Linked DNA regions of Homo sapiens: all the other regions are linked to region 3. A link is an interaction called in ENCODE POLR2A ChIA-PET data of the cell type or tissue named here. Cell type or tissue: GM12878. All regions are shown on one strand. Region 1 has its middle 210 kb from the start of FAM76B. Region 2 overlaps LNCRNA-IUR (lncRNA imatinib upregulated). Region 3 has its middle 79 kb from the start of FAM76B.

Region 1 (4,000 bases), 130 kb after region 3:
TTTTATTTTAGGTTCAGGGCTACACGTGCAGATTTGTTTTATAGGTAAACTTGTGTCATGGTTTTTTTCTTTTCTTCAGATTATTTAGTCACCGAGGTACTAAGCCTAGTGCCCAATAGTTATTTTATTTTCTCTGCTCCTCTTCCTCCTCCCATCCTCCTCCCTCAGGTAGGCCCCAGTGTTCCCTCTTTGTGTCTGTATGTTCTCATCATTTAACTCTCACTTATAAGTGAGGACATGTGCTTTGTGGTTTACTCTTCCTGCATTAGTTTGCTAAGGATAATGACCTCCAACTCCAACCACGCTCCTGCAAAGGACTTGATCTTGTTATCTTTTATGGCTGCATTGTATTCCATGTACAATATGTACCATATTCCATGTAAAATATGTACCATATTTTAAATTTTCTTTTTCAATAATAAATTAACCTTAGATTACTGTGACTTTTTTGCTTTATAAACTTTAAATTTTTTAAAAAAAATTTTGACTCCTTGGTAATAACACTTAAAGCATAAATATGATGTAGTTGTACAAAAATATTTTCTTTTTATATCCTTTTTCTGTAAGCTTCTTTGTATTAAAATTTTTTTAACTTCTAAAAGATGTTGTTAGAAAACTAAGACACAAACACGCACATTAGCATAGGCCCACACAGGATCAGGGTTAAAAATAACATCACTGTCTTCCACTTTCACATCTTTTTCCATTGGGTTGTCTCTAGGGGCGCTAACATACATGAAGCTGTCATCTCCCATGATAACAATGCCTTCTTCTAGAATATCTCCTGAAGTACTTGCCTGAGGCTGTTTTACAATTAACTTTTTAAATTTTTTTGTAAGTAGAAGAAGGGTACTCTAAAATAATAATTAAAATTACAGTATAGCAAATACATAAACCAGTAACAACATAGTTGTTTATTATCCTTATCAAGTGTTGTATGCTATACATAACTGTATGTGTTCTACTTTTATATGACTAGCAACACAGTAAGTTTGTTTACATGAGCATCACCACAAACACATGAGTAATGCCTTCTGCTACGATCTTACTAAAGCTACAGTGTCGCTAGGTGCTAGGAATGTTGCAACTCCATTATAATCTTATGGGGCCACCATCATTTATGCAGTCAGTCTTTGGCCAAAATGTTGTTCTGATTCTCAAGATTGTACACACACACAAATACAAACACACAGACACACACACACACGCAAGAAGAAGGTATGTGGTGATTCATGTTCCTAGTATGACTAAGATAGATCAGAAACTTTAATACTGCCAAGAACTTCTTAAAATGAAATAAAAAATTTTCAAAGAACCGTACTTTCTCTTTAATAAGGCATTATTCTTTTCCTTTTTTTTTTCTTTTGAAGACAGAGTCTTGCTCTGTCACCCAGGCAGGAGTGCATTTGCGCCTAGCTTACTGCATCCTTGAACTCCTGGGCTCAGGCAATCTTCCTGTCTCAGCCTTTCTGGTAGCTAGGACTACAGGTGTACACCATCATACCCAGTAAATATTTATTTTTATTTTTATTTGTGTAGAGATGGGGTCTCACTATGTTGCCCAGTCTGGTCTTAAACTCCTGGCCTCAGGAAATTCTTCCATCTTGGCCTCCCAAAGTGTTGGAATTATAGGCGTGAGCCACTGAGCCCAACCTGCATTATTTCTAATTCGGTAATTTATCTCCTTGAGAAAAGCATTTGGAACAGTAACTCCTAGAGTAGACTTGGTCTTTAAGCTTCAAATTCTATATCACCTGTTAGTTGTGTGTTCTTTGCAGCCTAGGAAAGGCAAGAAATGAGCAACCTTATTTTAAAAACCATTTCTCCTGGATAAACACCATACATGCATTTAGGTACACACAGGGACTATTAAACAGTTTCAAAGCATCTATGGGCCTTGCTCCATCATTCAATCTCTCTTTCTTGTATCTTCTTGCTCTGAATCCCATCTGATTCTAAGAAATTTACAAATATGCTCTACTATCTCCCATTCGATGTTGACATTTCCTTGAATCCCCAAATTATATTCTAATCTCCACCCCACCTTACTTATTCCATGTTCCAGAATGTAGCTACCCATCAACTCATTGTAATCCGGCTTGCACACTCAGTATGAAGCTTGAAGGCTACTTTTTTCCCCCACACACCACACTCAATAAATCCCCTAGCCCAGCCTGTTTTACTCCTAACACTTTCTTGAATCCGTAGCTCCTCCTTGTCATCCCCTGTGCTACAGTCCTAGTTCGGATTCTCATCATCTCTTGCCTGGACAATTATAAGAGTTTCTAATGTGTCTCCTGATAACGCAGCTTGACAGTGTTGGGACAGTTAGAATCATAGTCTTGTGTATTTTGTCAACAGTCATAAAACCCCACTATATTCCTGGTGTCCTGGTCAAGGTAATAGTAACCCTGTTTACCATGTGATTATAAAGTAATGAGGCAGGTTCTTTAAAACAGTCACGTTAATTCATATTTAATTCATCCACAAAATATTTATTAAGCACCTATCATATGCCACACATTGATTTAGAGCTGGAAATATAGTGGTGAATAAGACAGATGGTCCTGTGATTATGGGATTTCATGAAGCTGCATGAGAGGCATGGGCAGAAGCAAGGACTCTGTAATCAGATGATGCTGTGTTCAAATCTTGCCTCCATACCTTATGAAGTTCTCAAGATCATTCATTCATTCATTTATTCATCCAGTCATTAATGGATGCTAAATACCTACCGATTGTCTATTATGTGTCAGGTGGTGTATCAGTTCCTAAAGAGATAGGCAAGTCCTGCCCTCAAAGAGATTATTTTCTTGTGGGAAAGAAAGGCTAACAATAAATACATCATACATCATAAGCAAGGTCATTTCATATAGTGTAGTAGCTATGAAGAAAGTAAAATAAGGTAATAGGATGGAGTGTGATTTACTCTGACTCTTGTTTGGAAAGATCTGTCTTATACTGAGTAGCCTGGGAAGACCTTTCCGGAAAGGTGACATCTGAGCCAAGTTGTGAAAATGGCCAGGGAAAGCAAAGAGCTGAAGGAAAGAGCAGAGGAAATAAAACAAGTGCCAAAAAAGTGAGATAGCCATTGGGTAAGGAAAAATGAGCAAGTGTAGCTGGAATGGAGTGAATGAGAGTGAATGTTGCATAGGTGATGTTGGAGAGGCCAGATCATTTTGGGTTTTGTGGACAATGTGGATGCTCAGATTTTATTCCAAGTTATTTAATCTCTCCAAGACTTAGTTTTCTCAACCAAATAAAGAAATCTCATAAGGTCGTTGTGAGAATTACAAATTATAATCCTTTCACGCATTAATCAGTTAATTCAATAAATCTTTTTCAAATGGCTACCATATGCCAATTTTAGGCATTGAGAATAATGTGGTGAGGAAGTAATGGCTTATTCTCAAGGATGTCATAGTTGTTATGGGAGATGGGCCCATAGGAAAAATATTATAACATAGTGTGACAAACACAACAGTAGATGTGTGTGTGTTTTTCCAATTCTATTCATCCTAATATCCACAACTGGGTTAGGGACATCAACACCTCTTATCTTGAGTTACTTCTAGAGCCTTCTAACTAGTCTCTTCATTTCCAATCCTGTTCTTCTCCAAAACATTCCCCACACTGCACCAGAGTGATCTTTCTAAAATTCAAATGGTAATTCATTCACTCAAAAATATTTACTATGTGTCTGCAGTGTGATGGGTTTCCTTCTGGGTTCTTGTGAAATATCAGTAAACCAATAACACTTGTTTGACTAAAATCTTTTAATATTCCACATTGCCCTCAAGATGTAATATAAACTACTTAGTTTGGTGTAAACAATCTTCAGGCCTCTTGAAGCTCCCAGGATAATAGTACAAATAGAGCCAAAATGCCATATGTAAGGTTATAAATCAAGCTATCAAACTGTTCTTAAAATATGCTCTACCTGAATGCCTTGACAAATATAAATGTATAAGGGCTTAGAAGGCCTGGTTCAAATTTAGAA
Region 2 (4,000 bases), 550 kb after region 3:
ATGGAAAGTGCTGTTTTAAAGCAGCAGCCATAGGCATTGTGAGAAAGCACAAAGTCAAGGTTCGGGGCGTAGGCTGTGGAGTCAGACACACCTAGGCTCAACTTCCAGCTCTGCCCCCTACTGGTTCAGTGATGTTGAGACGGAGTCTTGCTTTGTCGCCCAGGGAGGAGTGCAGTGGCGCCATCTCTGCTCACTGCAACATCTGCCTCCCGAGTTCAAGCGATTCTCATGCCTCAGCCTCCCAAGTAGCTGGGATTACAGGCGCCCACCACCACATCTGGCTAATTTTTGTATTTTTAGTAAAGACAGGTTTTTGCCATGTTGTCCAGGCTGGTCTCGAACTCCTGACCTCAAGTGATCCGCCAGCCTCTGCCTCCCAAAGTGCTGGGATTACAGGCGTCAGCCACCACACCCAGCAAATTACATAATCTTTAATGCCTTCCTTCTTCATCTTTATGGGGATAATAGAGTTATATGAATGAATTAATGACACGGAGTTTAAAGCCTTTCTCAGTCTAGCCTGAACTCACCTTTCCAGACTCAGCCTGTGATTTTACTCCCTTCCCCCAAGCCACATGAGAGTCCCAGGCTGCAGCCACACTGGCCTTTCTGCTACTGCTTCCAGCCATCACCTTCTCTCTGCCCCGACCACGCTTCCCACTGCCTGGGTTCCCTCACACCACCCTCGTCTACTGAACTCCCACTCATCTTTCAGAGTGCAAAGCAAATGTCACCTCCTCTTTGAAGCATCCCCTGCCTCACCTAAGCAGTCAGCTGCACCTTGCTCTCTATGCCCATATACTTCCTCTACATCTTCTCAACGATAGTAATAAACACTCAAAGTGCTAAGCACTGAGCTTAAGTACTTTAACTATTTTAACTCACTAAATCCCCACAGGAACCATATAACACAGATTTTATCACTAACCCCATTTTTAGGATGCAAAACATAATGCACAGAGAAGCTAAGTAACTTGCCCAATGCCACACAGCCCACAGCAGAGCCAGGAAACAAGCCAAGCCCTGTGATGACAGAGCTGGTGCTTCTAACCACAGTGCTACACTGTGTACTCCTTATCCACAGGGTGCGAAGTCCACTTCCCCCAACAGGTGGGAGGGCCAGGGATTGCATTTTCTTCATTTCTGCATCCTCAGATCCTAGCACAGTACCTGGCACATAAGCACTTGCAACTTTCTTCCTCTCACACACCAAAACTAGACTATTTAAGGAAAACCAATAATTCAGTAACACTCACCCATGTGTTCTGGTCTCTTCTTTTTGGCTATAATTTCTGATTAAAAAATACTGCTCTGTAGTCCTGGCCAAGGGGCCTCATATAGTCTCTTTGAAGTTGATGAATAACAATGAACTTCTTCTAGTTCATTCAATTAAAAAAGAGAAGCCATCTTTTCCCATGAAGAAGTTTGAGGCCTAAGGGTAAAATAGAGACATGGATCTGTCACGACACCTTTTCCCACTGAAATGAAGAGAATCTGTTTATAAAGAAAAAAAAGAGTAAAAACAGAATTCAAAAGGCAACCAGGCTTCCAGAAGGGCCCTCCCTGGCCCAGCAGCTCCTGGAGGCAGTTGTGGAATCTAGAGTTGGAGGAAGTCTTGAAGAGAGAGCTCTTTGAAGGCACAGCTGGCTACAAACCAGTCCCGGAGCCGGCAGCCCAGCCCGGCTCAGCACATCTCAGCCAGAACATAGCTAGGCAGGCCAAGGAATCCTAAGAAGGGGATGATATTTTTAAAATCTTTGGCGTTAGCAAAACTGAAGGTTGCCTGGCCAGTGCTTGTCTCTTTCTTTTTCCCAGCTCAGTGTCTAATTTGTGTATTTCCAGGATTCCGAACCTTTCCCCAGCAGATCAGGTCTAAGTGCAAACGGTCCCTAAGTCACCCATGTTCCTTAGGCTTTTTCCCTCCTTAGAAACAAAAGGTGGACCTTTGCCAAGATTAAATGGCATTCCATTCAAAGCTCCAAGTCTGGCTCAGTTCAACATGCTCATGAGGAGGACTTTGAAAGTGCTATGGATAATTTTCTAACAAGGCACAACTACCCAGCAGGACTGAGACCAAAAAAAGAACCATCTTTTAAATGTAAGTTCTTATCAGCTCTGGAAAAAAAAAAAATAGACGTTATTTAAGCCAAAGCTTAAATTTGGGCTAAAGCCTCAGACTTGAAAAATGCTTGAAGCCAGAATTGGGAGGTGACAGGGGTGTACCAAGGAAGGGTGGGGGTGGGGGAAGCACTGGTTTGTGATTTTACTTCCAGTCTGCGGTCATTGAGTTCATGAGTTTGTACACTCTTGGACCTGTCAGTAAGAAAGTATATATTGAGCATGGATGTTATAGCAAAGCTCAATATACCATTTGGAATCGTATGAGACAGGGTTGTTACCCTTGAGTACTTCACCATCTCACTAAGGAGAGAGGGAACAAAAATAAGCAAAGATCTTTTTAGGGGACTTGGCATATGGTAAGGGCCTCTCAAAGTCACTTCCTGTATTCCCTTTCGGGTGTTGGAGAGAAAAATGATGTGACCGCTAAACGTGTCCCTGGGACAGAGAGGAGCCAAAATTGACCATGGAAAGGGAAAGATCACTGTGGACTTGAGTGGCCTGTGAGACTGGCATGGTAAGAAGACGGCTATGGGTTAGGGAGGCCATCCATGATGAGCTGGTGGAGGAGAGATGGGAGGGCCCATGGTGGAGAGTGGTGAGAGTGAAGGGCAGAAAGGCCAATCAGGGGCCTCCAATTCCAGGCCAAGTGGTTTGGTTTAGCCCAGGTTTCAGATTAGAAGCCAGACTCACTGATGGCTATGGATGTGTGAGTGTGAGTGTGTGTGTGTGTGTGTGTGTGTGTGTTTCTTTTTTGCTTTTATTGGAGTTGATTATATATGTTTAAAGTCTGAACTGGAATGTCTGGGGTCAGGGAACATTTGCTCCTCAATTTTGAATTTAGCTTCAGGCTCCACTTACCCAGTCACTTAATTTGTATGTTTATGTTACCTACCTGTAAAAATTCGAGATTGAGGCCCCTGTCCTTCAGGTAACAGGGAACTAATGGATATTTTTGGAATGATGGAAATGGTATTTCATGATTATCAGGGTTGCCATATAAAATACAGAATGCACAGTTAAATTTGAATTTCAGATAAACAACAAATAATTTTTAATATATGTCCCATATAATAAAAATTATTCATTTTTAAAATTCAAATGTAACAATGTAACTGAGTATCTTGGCGTTTTGTTTTTGCTTTTTGCTAAATCTGGTAATCCGGCTCATGTGGCATATATAAAATTAATGGGAGGAAAGAGAAATGAGATTAAATGAGGAGGTTGTACAATAGTCTCAGAAAGACATGGATAATCCACTCCTTTAACAGGATGGATGGCTGCATTGGAGGTGAGAGACATTCACAAAAAAAGAACGAGCGGAGCATGCAGCTTGGTTAGAGATGGGGAACAAAAGAAGAGAAGTAACCCCAGGGTTACAGAGACACAATTCACACTACAGCTCTGCTGCTTAATTACACAAGATACTCCCAGCCTTGGTTTCCCCATTACCACTTCTAATGTGTCATAAGGAGTAATGAAAATGCCTCATAAATGCTGCACAAATGTCGGTTGTTGTAATAAATGTCCCAGCCCCATTCTTTTCAACACACACTATTACTAAAGCCGTGTCTCTTCCATGCTGTCCTTGTCTAATTATTTTGAACACAAAGGTAAAATGTCCCTTTGTTCCATTTCCCTATTGGCCCACACAGCTCGAACTTGTACAATTCCCTGTTCTCCACATGGGCACTCGCGAACACTCAGAGCTTCCTCTCCTTGGCAAATTCACGGGCCTTTCCTCTGTTTTTCCAGCAAGCCATTGGTAAAAATGTGTATTAGGACAGAGTTGGAGACACAATAAGCCAGAAGCTCTGACCCTCGAGGTGGCCATCAGTCCACGCATAAACACCCTCTGGGTCCTGTCTAATGCACTATACCT
Region 3 (4,000 bases):
CTGTCTGAAACAAAGAGCTAGTATGGGTGAGAACCCAAATTCAATTCCAGTTCCATCAGACTGTAGTCCAGTGGTTTTTCCTATTTTGCTGATGGTTCTAACATTTTTTCCTCACTCAGTGCACCTGATAATTTGTGTCTGTCAGCAGCACTGTGCCTCTGGAGGGGTGGGAAGGTGGGAGGTTTCCCTTAAGGGCCCATCAGCATCTATGGATGGGTGGGTATGTGTAGTTTGGGAAAGATGCCAGGGACAATTCCATTTTCCCACCACCCACTTTGGATTCCCAAAGAACACAGTAAACTTTAGTTAGGTGATTAAGTCATAGGTGAAAAAGGAGTATTTCAGTATTAGAATAATCTTCTCATCTGATCCCTAATCAACAAGTCATATGGAATCAACATACCAATATTGACTCTAATACGTATTAGTCAGAACATAAAAGTTGAAAGAGGTAAATAAGACTACCTCCCTAGGTGTGTGTGTGGACTTATAGAACCTAGTTATATGGTGGTATTATACAATGGAATTGTATAATTGACATTCTTTGCATTATCCCACACTCTACCATTTTGGTTTGATTTTATTCTATTGACTTTAGCACAGAACTTCTCCCAGCTTTCCTGTTTAATATCTCTGTGTTATGTGTTTTTGCACACATTTATCAAGCAATTAGTTTCATGGAATATTTCTCAGTCGGCACATTTCCTTTGTTCAGAAGTATATCTCAGAATATATGGGGCAAGAAACTCTTACCACAGAGTTATATTAAGCTTTAATTAGGATAAAACATCAATTCGGGCGTTACTATGTGAAGCTGGAAATCTCTCTGTCACATCTCTGTATTTCTCCTCTTGTGAGCGTCCTTGACCTTGCTTGCCTGTAATGGCTTAATATTACAGGAACCATTTTGCTTGGGCTCATTCTGATACCCATGACTCAACTGCTCCCTAATATGCTTCAGGAGGAGGATTTAATCACTTTCACTACCTCCTACCCACAGGTCTTTTTGTCTTCTAGCCACAGTTATCTCTAGTCTCCCTTGAGGGTCTCTACCCAGCCATTTTCAGCATCCACCACAACTCTACCCCTTTGCCTGTGATACTCTGGTGTCCCAGCCAAGTGACATGCACACTTAATATTCTGTTGTGCTTTATACAGGTTGCCTTAGTTTTCCTTCATGGTCCCTTCTAAGTCATAACTCGTTTTTTCTCAGTAACAAAATGAGCTGGTGAGTTTTGTGATTTTGAATCAGGCATGAGAAATACACAATATTAGGCTATTAGGACCATGGAGCTTACTGAACTTAAGTGCCCTTAGCCCTCTGGAAATAATAAGTATGCTGAATTATATACCTTTACGTCCAGTCTTTATGTGCCACATTGCTGCTAAAAGGGACATTTCTGCTTTCTCTGTGTTGGTGGTTTCAGTATCAATATTCTTTCAAACTCATTGGCCAATTTGGATTTTACAGAGAGCACAGACTTTTCAGGTTTTAGCTAAGGAAAAGGAGCTGTTACTTTTCACAGAAAAGCTGCTGTCTGTTGGAAGCCAAACCATGAGCGGATTTTTCACAGCTGGCCTTGATTGTTCTAAAACTTTCTTGGAGCAGCTGCGAGCCGATGACTCTGCTTCTAACCTCAGAGGTCATGTGAAAGAAGAGAGCTACATATTTTACATACTCACCTCAATCGTTCTATTGCTTACTGTCTGCTTTGTCTGGGCTCTAACCTTCGTGGAGGATGGAGTAAGTGAGCCCACAAATGATGTAATTTCAGAGACAGGTGTAATTTTCAACCTTTTTCAAGATATCTGAATCTTACCCTGAGAGAGTCATTCTTTAGGGGCTTTCTTTCAATAGTCCCATATAAAAGTGTAAATACCATTGGGAGGTATTGTATTTTAAGCCTTAGACTTTTTTTGCACTTAAAACACCTTAAGGCAATGTCAGTCCACACCTGAGGGATATTCATTGACAACTGGCTGAATGCAGAATAATAGGGAAAGCAATGAATCTCAGAAACAGTTTCCTAAGGAATGGTGTTAAAAGAAACCAAGGACAAGCTTTGACAATTTCACACCTTTTGGTCCTTCATATGTGTGTAATAATCATTCCATTGCAAGAGGTTTTGGCATATCACATTTGTAGGATGTGTATTATGGGTTGCATTCAAAATTTAACAATAGTTAACATTAGCCTCTAACAGTGGACAGGCTAATGTGCAACATTAAAATGTGGAATACTTTATTTTCCAGCAACCAATAAAAATATGATTACAAAATTGAATATGTATTTATCTCTCAAAATTGATAACTGATATTTTTGCTTTTCTTAGCTAGTTAACTCATTTGAATGAGTATGGCCCATCTCTCTCTCTCGGTGAGATCAGAAGGGCTTCCCTGGACACAATGGGAACAACCTTTACCCAGAGTCAAAAGTGTGTGGACCCAGAATATGACTGACTGTTCCACTGGGTCTAGGAGCACAAGCGTCAAACCAGAGGGAGATGTCCCACTGGTTAATCGAAGCAGAAGAGGCCAGAAGAGGAAACTGGGAGAAGAGTTTAGGAAAAAGCCAGAGAAGGTGAGAACACGAAGAGCAGGTTATCATAAGTGTACTGTTTGGACAACTGCTGGACATTGAAGACTGAGGCCTAAAGATGAACATTTACATATTCCTAACATCCATTGCTTAGTCAGACTAGGTCTGTTTATGGGGTCTGGGATAGGATGGAGCTATTCTTGTCTATTCTATTTTCTTTTAACATGCGTTTATATATTGAGCCCTTCTTGTGGGCCAGCTCCCTGCTTGGCTTTGTGAATCTAAATGCGACTACCAATTACCCTTACTACTTGGCACTGCGATAAGTGTTTTACACACGTTACTCGCTTAATCCTCACAAAATTCCATTAGGTGAATGTTATCTTGACTTTGCAGTTGAAGAAACAAGTTCAATAATACCAGGAGCATGACTAAGGTTACATGGGATATAAATGGTGGAGTGGGAATTGAACTCTGTTCTCTCTTTCTATAAAATTTATGATCTTAAAATTTTATGTATGTTTTATATCTGGCGATATTCATTAACCTGTTGCTAAACATTAATGAAAACAAGGAATTCCAGAATTTCCATAATATGGCTGGGTAATTGAAATTAAGCTCAGGGTTATTAATGGTGAGGAACCTCCAGAAACAAATAAGACAATTCCTGTGCATCAGCTCTTCCCACTTTTGCCTATACTCACTCCATCAGGCCAGGCACTGCATAAGGCATGTGGGGGATCCAGTGGTAAACATTTGGATATGATTCTTACCCTGAAGGAGCTCACAATGTATTAAGGGAGAGAAGCAATAACCAAATCAACAAAGAAACAAATATGATAATTTTGGATTGTGGTCATTTGTATGAAGGAAATAAAGAGGGTGATACGGTAGAAAGGAGACATCAATAAGATTCTCTTGGGTGAGGTCTTATTTGAGCTATGAGAAGGAACCAGCCATTTGGAGAGCAAATGTCCACTGTTTAGTGAGGCTAAAAGCATACAGGATACGTGATTAACAACTGAATTCAGAGCTCTCTTATAGAGATAAGTTCCTCTCAGGAATTATGCAAAATGCAATGAGAGAAGTCATGGAGAAGAAATGATTAGATCAAGAGAAAGGCGTATTAGGCCCAAGGCCTTGTTCTTGGTGCTGTGTGATATGAATAAACATCAGCTATCACTACTTGCCCTCCAGGAGCTTAAAAATCTGCTGGGGATGTTACCCCCAAAGCATGCGACTACTTAGAGAACCAGGCATGAATGAAATAATAAAACTTACAAGAGAAATAAATAAATAAACTTACAATTAAACAACTAGGTAGTTTAATTGATGAGTTATTGGTATTGACCACGAGCGATATGAAGCATTGTAAAGACTCAAAAGAAAGCATGCCGGAGAGATAAAAACATTTTTAACTAGTCCCTGAAAGATATGTGGGTTCTGGCTAAGTCATGAAGC

What was found. ChIA-PET counts read pairs that join two places held together with the same protein. Peaks named below come from ENCODE experiments on the same cell type or tissue, not always from the same donor. Only the 100,000 strongest peaks of a DNase experiment are listed, where the experiment ranks them.
Region 1: POLR2A ChIA-PET joins it to region 3 with 6 read pairs; 3 of 35 experiments call an interaction of 5 or more read pairs at or near these places.
Region 2: POLR2A ChIA-PET joins it to region 3 with 5 read pairs; 15 of 35 experiments call an interaction of 5 or more read pairs at or near these places.

The regions. Positions count from the first base shown.
Region 1 is chr11:95,581,490-95,585,489 of GRCh38, reverse strand. No RefSeq gene overlaps it. Among named protein-coding and RNA genes, the nearest start is that of FAM76B, 210 kb to the left of the region's middle. In GM12878, a CTCF peak has its summit at 718; no DNase peak of the experiment used is centred here.
Region 2 is chr11:95,155,060-95,159,059 of GRCh38, reverse strand. LNCRNA-IUR (lncRNA imatinib upregulated) reads right to left here. Exons shown (of 3, transcript NR_110303.1): 2 at 1,257-1,432; 3 at 1-451. Among named protein-coding and RNA genes, the nearest start is that of LNCRNA-IUR, 6.5 kb to the right of the region's middle. In GM12878, a CTCF peak has its summit at 147 (motif pointing left); no DNase peak of the experiment used is centred here.
Region 3 is chr11:95,708,993-95,712,992 of GRCh38, reverse strand. No RefSeq gene overlaps it. Among named protein-coding and RNA genes, the nearest start is that of FAM76B, 79 kb to the left of the region's middle. In GM12878, no CTCF peak of the experiment used is centred here; DNase peaks (open chromatin) are centred at 987 and 1,532; H3K4me3 peaks cover 551 bases.